3 separate regions of the Homo sapiens genome follow, and all the other regions are linked to region 1. A link is a contact called in ENCODE Hi-C data. All regions are on one chromosome and are shown on one strand. Each heading gives the region's core, a stretch centred on a gene start or an enhancer-like site at or near the end of the contact. The rest is flanking DNA. Distances are from core to core; before and after follow the strand shown.

Region 1 (2,768 bases), core at 106-2,605:
AGACAGGCATGAGTTCCTAGGTTATAAATATCATCTTTATAAAAAGTGGGTATTTTATAGGACATCCAAGTAACACCGACTTATAAAAGCAAACACTGTACTTAAAATGTTGGCCACATATGAAAGAATAGCTGAAGGCTTTAGGGGATTGAAGAATGGATAAACTCAACCAACTAAAAACACATTACTCATCCCTCAGAACCAAAATACAGGAAAAAAAAAAATACAACAGGTTCGCACAACATCCAGAAAAGTTCAGGGAATATGAAGTGTTTCTTGGCACCCAGTTCTCGCTGTTTTAAAATCCGTCCCTTCGTTGTTGGCTAGGCCTCTCTCCAGGGAAACTAGCCGGGGCAAGAGGCAGGGGAACTGTACATGTGGGAGGTCCTGAGGGCCCTTGCACCCACTCGACCTCCACCAAGCGGATGGCCAAGCGCCACCCGGAAGTGTCCACTGGTGGGGGCGGGAAGGCACCGTAGTCCAAGGTATCCGCGGGCAGGGAGCGGGCCAGGGCGTGCGCGAGGTCGGGGGTAGCTGGGAACGGAGGAGGAGGGGCCCGCTCGAGGCTCCGCCTCTCACCGGCTGCGGCCTCGGCTACAGCCAGGGCCCAGAGGGCTCCGAGTCCCGGGAGCGGAGGCCGGAGTCGGGTTCCTGTAGAGGCTGCTCCTCCTTGTCCCCGCTCGGACGTGGTCCCCGCTGCTCGAGGTGCAGCTGCAGCAGGGCCCGGCGGTACATGGCTTCCAGCTTCTCAAGTCGGGCCCTCAGGGCCCTGGGGCTGCCCGGCTCGTCCTCTCGGCCGCTGTCTCTAGCCCTCCGGTTCGTGCTGGCCTCTTCAGGGACCCGGCGTGCCTCCGCGGGCGTCCCGTTGCCGCCTTCGCCGGGGAGCCGCAAAGCCTGACGGAAGAGGCTGCGGTTCTCGCGCTTCAGCCGCCGGTTCTCGAGCCGCAGCCGGGCGTTCTCCTGACGCAGCCGCGCGTTCTGCCGGTCCCACTCGTCCCGCGCACGGATGGCCTCCAAGTGGCTCGCCGCCAGGTCGGCAAACCGCTCCTCCAGCTGCTGTCGGGCGCCGTCCGCGCGGCCTCGCCAGCCCACGCCGCCGCCGCCGCCGCTGGGGCTGCCCCCACCACGAGCCCGGCCGGAGCGGCCTGGCCCTCGGCCGTCCGCAGCACCGTCCCCGCCGCAGCAACTCCCGCGCCTAGTGGCGCCACCACGCATGCGCCACATCGGTCCCATCCCAACCGCGCCGCCAGCCCCGTGGGCTGAGGGGCCGCGCGGCCAGGCGCGGGCAAGTTCGGGGCTGGCAGGGCGGCCGGGGTGACGACGGAGGAGGAGAGGAGGTCGCGGGCGGCGGCTGCTGGCTTAGAGCCAAAGGAGGCCGGGAATTTGCCCAGACTGAGGCGTGTCCTGTCTCCTGTGGTGGAGCTGCCCCCTGGGCCTGCTCTCTCCAGGCTGCGCTGACACACAGTTCCCCCGGGGAGTGCTTTGCTGTTCAGCCCTCCGGCTGCGCGGGAAAAAGCGTGTATCCTCAGCTGAGTTGTGCCAGGGCGCTTCCGTGCAGGCCTGGGCACTGCAGGAACTAGCCGTCCTCGCCCGCTCCGGAGTGCAACCACCAGTGGTTACTTTGCTCTTTACACGGCATTCTCAAAACTAATGATAATAGAATGATCGGTTCTGAGACAAAGCTATGGGGCAAGTTGAAAAGCTCTAAGTGCTTCATTTAAAACCCAGTGGTTTAACCCACCCCTATGTTTAATAAAACATTAAACAGAATTGGGCTGAGTACCTGTCATGGGGTTTCCCGGTGGAAACACCTGGCTCTCCAAAGAATGCAGTCAATTCCCAATTTGTGAACAGCCAGGAATTCACTCTGTAAATTGTTCAGAACGCTATAGAAACTAGGTCATACTTAGTTGATTTGTTCAGGCCAACCCCCAAAAGCTATGAAACAAGAAGTGCTCTGTTTATTGAAGAAACTGAATACTTAGTTCCAAAGTTTCTGGGATCAAGGATGTACATCTCATTGAATGAATCATTCCTTCTTGTAGGGTCTCAACCTACATAGTAACTGGATGATTGCAAAGTAATTTAAGGATTAGGTACTGACGCCAGAATCTCTTAAGCAAGTATGCCCTAGCAAGAATCTACATGTCTAACAGGGTCCCAGAGAATTCTCAGGATAACCAAAATTTCCAAACCACTGGAGCAAGTAACGAACAAGAAAAACATATAAGTACATACATGGGGTCTTCATTGACAAGTACAAATAAGGGGAAAATATTTGCTCAATTTTTTTGTACTTTTATTTTGTTAGGCAAGATCTTAAGAGACCACAACACCAAATGTGTTCTCAATTATCTCATTTTATCACATGAAAGATATAATTTTGGAATTTCAAAAAATATAAATTTAGTTTTAAGAAGGACCACATTCCAGGCCGGGCGTGGTGGCTCACGCCTGTAATCCTAGCACTTTGGGAGGCCGAGGCGGGAGGATCACAAGGTCAGGAGATCAAGACCATCCTGGCTAACACAATGAAACCCCGTCTCTACTAAAAATACAAAAATTAGCCGGGCGTGGTGGCACGGGCCTGTAGTCTCAGCTACTCGGGAGGCTGAGGCAGGAGAATCACTTGAACCCGGGAGGCAGAGTTTGCAGTGAGCTGAGATTGCGTCATTGCACTCCAGCCTGGGCGACAGAGCAAGGCTCCTTTTCAAAAAAAAAAAAAAAAAAAAAAAGGAGCATATCATTCTTGAGATGGGAGTTTCGCT
Region 2 (2,768 bases), core at 100-2,599, 1.9 Mb after region 1:
ATATTTTATCAACTTCATAAGGTGCTTGTAATTTTTTCCTGGAGCAGGTAAATGCTGGCTTAGTGAACAATCTGGAATGTGGTAATTACTCTCGTTCTTGTTTCAGATGTACTATCAGCATGTAGCAGTTTCCAACTGATTCAGGGTTTTCCTAAAGTGGCAGGCCTTGGCAGAGGTGGTGACAACAATGCCCGTGTCAAATGACACCGTATTTCAAGTATTCTGACTCCAGGTTATTAATATCCCCTATATGATAGTCTTGTTTCTGTGATATTCACAGATTATGTTAAAAGTTTCCCAAAGTCTGAGAAAAATCATATCTTAACAGTATCTTTTTTTTTTTTGATCCTTTGTACAAAAGTAGAAGTAATGCCAGACAGATTACGTACCCTTGTTGTGAACAACTGGTGCATGGCAACTGTTTGAATAGAAATTTACCAACTGCCACAACCAGGCAACTACTCTCCCAGAGCCTAACAATCTCGATTGCATCTGAAAGGGCCACCCCTCCTGGGAAAGTGCAGGACCTCCCTCCTGTTTCTGAATACAAAGCCTGGTGGTGTTCAACGCGGCCAGATAGACCCAATGAGCACACGGACATGTAATCTGTGCACTTCTTTAGACAACTGATTACCATCAGTCAAGTGATGCCCAAGTCACAATAGTCACTTCCTTTAAGCAAGTCTGTGTCATCTCGGAGCTGTGAAGCAACCAGGTCATGTCCCACAGAATGGGGAGCACACCGACTTGCATTGCTGCCCTCATATGCAAGTCATCACCACTCTCTAGAAGCTTGGGCTGAAATTGTGCAGGCGTCTCCACACCCCCATCTCATCCCGCATGATCTCCTCGCCGGCAGGGACCGTCTCGGGTTCCTAGCGAACCCCGACTTGGTCCGCAGAAGCCGCGCGCCGCCCACCCTCCGGCCTTCCCCCAGGCGAGGCCTCTCAGTACCCGAGGCTCCCTTTTCTCGAGCCCGCAGCGGCAGCGCTCCCAGCGGGTCCCCGGGAAGGAGACAGCTCGGGTACTGAGGGCGGGAAAGCAAGGAAGAGGCCAGATCCCCATCCCTTGTCCCTGCGCCGCCGCCGCCGCCGCCGCCGCCGGGAAGCCCGGGGCCCGGATGCAGGCAATTCCACCAGTCGCTAGAGGCGAAAGCCCGACACCCAGCTTCGGTCAGAGAAATGAGAGGGAAAGTAAAAATGCGTCGAGCTCTGAGGAGAGCCCCCGCTTCTACCCGCGCCTCTTCCCGGCAGCCGAACCCCAAACAGCCACCCGCCAGGATGCCGCCTCCTCACTCACCCACTCGCCACCGCCTGCGCCTCCGCCGCCGCGGGCGCAGGCACCGCAACCGCAGCCCCGCCCCGGGCCCGCCCCCGGGCCCGCCCCGACCACGCCCCGGCCCCGGCCCCGGCCCCTAGCGCGCGACTCCTGAGTTCCAGAGCTTGCTACAGGCTGCGGTTGTTTCCCTCCTTGTTTTCTTCTGGTTAATCTTTATCAGGTCTTTTCTTGTTCACCCTCAGCGAGTACTGTGAGAGCAAGTAGTGGGGAGAGAGGGTGGGAAAAACAAAAACACACACCTCCTAAACCCACACCTGCTCTTGCTAGACCCCGCCCCCAAAAGAGAAGCAACCGGGCAGCAGGGACGGCTGACACACCAAGCGTCATCTTTTACGTGGGCGGAACTTGTCGCTGTTTGACGCACCTCTCTTTCCTAGCGGGACACCGTAGGTTACGTCTGTCTGTTTTCTATGTGCGATGACGTTTTCTCACGAGGCTAGCGAAATGGGGCGGGGCAACTTGTCCTGTTCTTTTATCTTAAGACCCGCTCTGGAGGAGCGTTGGCGCAATAGCGTGTGCGAACCTTAATAGGGGAGGCTGCTGGATCTGGAGAAAGTGAAGACGATTTCGTGGTTTTGAATGGTTTTGTTTGTGCTTGGTAGGCAGTGGGCGCTCAACACATAATTGGTGGATGAAATTTTGTTTTTACCGTAAGACACTGTTAAGTGCATTCAAAACTCCACTGCAAACCCTGGTAGGGGACAGCTCCGGCACTGCGGGCGGGAATCCCACGGTCCCCTGCAAAGTCATCGCAATTTTGCCTTTACATGTAAGAATTCTCTCAAGCATGATTTTCACACTGGGGAATGTCATTTTTGCTAGTTGCAATATGTGGATGAGTTGTTTTTTTTTAACTTTTGAAAAACGTACCATTCTGTTTGATGTGTAAAAAACACAAAGATTTTTGAAACCTTGCGTCTTTTGGTCTGCAGGTGTATAGATTCCACTTACTACAGATGAGTAGCATTTACACCACTCAGATGTGTAAAAAAACAAAGGTTTTTTAAACTGTGTGCCTTTTGATCTGCAAGTGTGAGATGGCACTTACTACAGTGAGTAGCATTTAATCTTTTTCATCACTAAAAATCACACAGAACGTTTTAATCATTCACCGAGGAAGAAAGGGAGGAATAAATACACAAAATGGCTCTCAACGTCTACACCTTCTGCAGAAACAGACCCTTTTCCTACTGTTCTATGCTTTGTGAAAGTTGATCATACAAATTGGGTCATTCTTTTTATACCCAACTAAAATAGTGGGGGTAGGGGGTAGAAAAGCACTTAGGACAAATGACACTGCTCCCACAGTGTAATTCTCTCCAAGTCCAGCTGCTGCAACTGCCCGTTGTGACCTGAGACCAGTTTTATCTAATAGTTGCTAAAATGACCTGCTGCAGCTCTAATTTTATCTACCACCATCACTCACCAGT
Region 3 (2,768 bases), core at 170-2,669, 1.2 Mb after region 1:
AATAGGTATTCTTATATATATACTGTTTGGACTATAAATCTGTAAAGTCTCATTTGGAAAGCATTTGGTGGCATTCATAAGTTTTTAATAGCATAAACTTTGACCCAGGAATTTCAGTTCTCACACTCTCTCCCAACATAACTCTTGTAGGAGATATATACATAAAGGTGTTTGTATTGTAGTCACAACAATACAAAAAAACCTGCACACCCAAATATCAGAAAAATATAATACAATACCAGGCAGTCAGTAAAAATAACAAACCACGTATATAAAGAAGCCTATCACAACAATGCAGGTATTCAACAGCGGGAATAACACAATACAGCTTAAGTGTAGGAACTTAAAAACACGTATCTCACGAGGAGTGATTAAAAGAGGCCGCGTATCAAAATACTAATGGAGGGGCAAGAAAAGGGACTTGACGCTTTCCCTTTATTTCCTCATTGAATGAATTTAAAGTACCTATTCATTCATTTGTTTTCAAACAAATTATGAACTTTTTTAAAACGGCGTTCTCTTGGCAGACTGGTGGCGTATAAAGAACATGGCTTTTGTAGTCAGATATTTGGATTCAAACCTAGGAGCTATTAACAAACTCTGTGACCGTGGGTAAAGTTTAACTTCTTTGGGCCTCAATTTTCTTATCTCTAATGCGGAGTTAACCATATCTACGAAAAGGTGAAGACGAAGGGAGAAGTGTTTGGCTCGCAAGGGAAATGAAGGCTAGCTTCCAACTCGTATTCTTCCGGCAGAGTGAAACCATAGGAGTGGAAGGAGCCAAGAGTTTAAAAAATAAATTAAAAAAAAAGTGATCAGGAAATCCAGAAACTTGAAGTTCAAGATTCAAGACACGGATGGGAGTGTGGGGCTCACCAGGACTTAGGTAGGAACATGAACCTCAAGGACGGACGACCTTGAGATTGCCGCGCTAGCAGTGAGCTCCAGCCTGCGCCCCATCCCTCTGGAAGCCCGACTTCTTCCGAAAAAGCAGCAGCTCCAGGAAGCGGCCAGAGGGGCGCGCACGCACCTGCTGCAAGGAGCCCGAGACGCTGGAAGAGTCGGTACTCCTCCGCTTCCGGCGCTCGCTGCGCTCCACGCTGCTCCCGCCCCAACAGCTGCCGCCGCTCCCACCGCCGGTGACACTTCCACTAAAATTGGCGTTCCCACAGCAGCTGACGCTCCCGCAGCCCCCGGCGCTCCCGCAGCCGCTAGTGCTTCCACTGCTGCCGCTGGCCAACGCGGGTACGATGTCCGGGGCCGCGAGCGCTGCGGCCGCCTCCTGACTGCTACGTTTGCGCCGTTTCTCCCGGGAGGACTTTTTCCCCGTCATGATCCCTCTGCTGCAACCATCGGAGGAAAGTCCGCTGTCTCTGGTGCGACCGAAGCCCGACTCCTGCGGCCGTGGGCGGCAGGCACTGGCGTCGCAGGTTATGCGTCACTTCCGGCCGTGGCACAGAACGTGGTGAAGCGTTATGGGCCGGGGTGGCAGGGGGGTTGCCATAACCAGTTGCGCTTCCCCCTCCGGTCGCGGAGGTCGATTTGAGTGTGTAGCGGGTAGCCTGTCTAGTCAGAGTTTGTTTTGTTTTGTTTTTATATCTCTACAAAGGATAGAAGGTGGAACTTACGTCCTTTTAACTTCAAAACTTTTTATTGTTAGTGTTTTGTCTGTTTACAATAAGGTTGAAGTATAGTTGCTGATTCTCCATTTCCGTTTACCTCCAAATCTTAAGATATTAACAACGCTATGACAATAAAGAGAATAGGGAAAAGTTGTTCCATCTCATTTTCCTCATCACCTGGGCAAATTAGGTATTTCTTGCGTAGAGTCTGACATGGACAAGTAGAGCTTGAGTTCGTTTTTGAAAATTGAGAATGGGTCAAAGCTTTATGAGATTTTATGGGTGGATGTAATCTAAATAGAAGGCAGATTTTAAGACAAGGGAGCTAGAACACTTAAAACGTGAACCAAGGTCTTTGTCGTTTCAGCAGGGGCCTTTAGCCACTGAGGGAAAAAGGTAGAGCCTGGGGCAAAGCTAGCTGGGTGGTAGTAATTCTGTGCCTTTCCCTGGGGTAAGAAGCAATTAAAGAAGCTTCCCTTCTCTTTGTCTCCTATTTGTCTCAGTCATTCAACAACTACTTAAATGCCTAAAACCAGCCTAGGGTTAATAAATAGGGACACTTCCAGCCCTAGGAAAACTGTCTTCCCCCAGGCCCCACTCTTAAATTGGCCTTGTAAGGTAAATCCTGGGGCTGAGCCCACTGTGTTCCCAGGAGTTCCGTTAAGTATCACACTCATTGGAGTCATACCTGAAAGGATTGAGAGTGTTGTGTTCACAGATAGGAAAAACACATAAAATTAATAACATGTTACATTTATAAACCTGTTATGAATTGTGTCCCTGAAACCATCATAATTTTAATAAAACTAAATTGCTAGATTTTTTCTTTTTTCTTTTTTTTTTTTTTGAGACGGAGTTTCACTCTCGTTGCCCAGGCTGGAGTGCAATGGCACAATCTCGGCTCACTGCAACCTCCGCCTCCCGGGTTCAAGCATTTCTCCTGCCTCAGCCTCCTGAGTAGCTGGGACTACAGGCATGCGCCACCATGCAGGGCTAATTTTGTATTTTTAGTAGACAAGGGGTTTCTCCATGTTGGTCAGGCTGGTCTCGAACTCCCGACCTCAGGTGATCCACCCGCCTCAGCCTCCCAAAGTGCTGGGATTACAGGCGTGAGCCATCGTGCCCTGCCAAATTGCTGGATTTGTG

The links. A loop is a pair of places that touch in the nucleus more often than their neighbours do. Pooled maps may share reads with other maps.
Region 2: a loop to region 1 is called in a map of sigmoid colon, with 7 times the contacts of the local background. The contact joins the promoter of C9orf72 here to the promoter of TUSC1 in region 1. A Hi-C loop is called at or near these places in 1 of 168 maps with a recorded cell type or tissue (sigmoid colon) and 9 of 50 pooled maps.
Region 3: a map of transverse colon shows a loop between it and region 1 (21-fold over the local background). The contact joins the promoter of CAAP1 here to the promoter of TUSC1 in region 1. A Hi-C loop is called at or near these places in 2 of 168 maps with a recorded cell type or tissue (gastrocnemius medialis and transverse colon) and 6 of 50 pooled maps.

Annotation. Positions count from the first base shown.
Region 1 is chr9:25,677,089-25,679,856 of GRCh38, forward strand. It overlaps TUSC1 (tumor suppressor candidate 1), which reads right to left and starts at 1,356. Exons shown (of 1, transcript NM_001004125.3): 1 at 1-1,356. The coding sequence starts at 1,224. The coding sequence ends at 595.
Region 2 is chr9:27,572,132-27,574,899 of GRCh38, forward strand. C9orf72 (C9orf72-SMCR8 complex subunit) reads right to left here and starts at 1,350. Exons shown (of 11, transcript NM_018325.5): 1 at 1,300-1,350. RefSeq lists enhancers at 744-833, 1,432-1,959 and a silencer at 1,344-1,423.
Region 3 is chr9:26,891,383-26,894,150 of GRCh38, forward strand. CAAP1 (caspase activity and apoptosis inhibitor 1) reads right to left here and starts at 1,420. Exons shown (of 6, transcript NM_024828.4): 1 at 1,031-1,420. The coding sequence starts at 1,333. RefSeq lists enhancers at 819-1,398, 970-1,149, 1,230-1,449, 1,399-1,978, 1,580-1,649.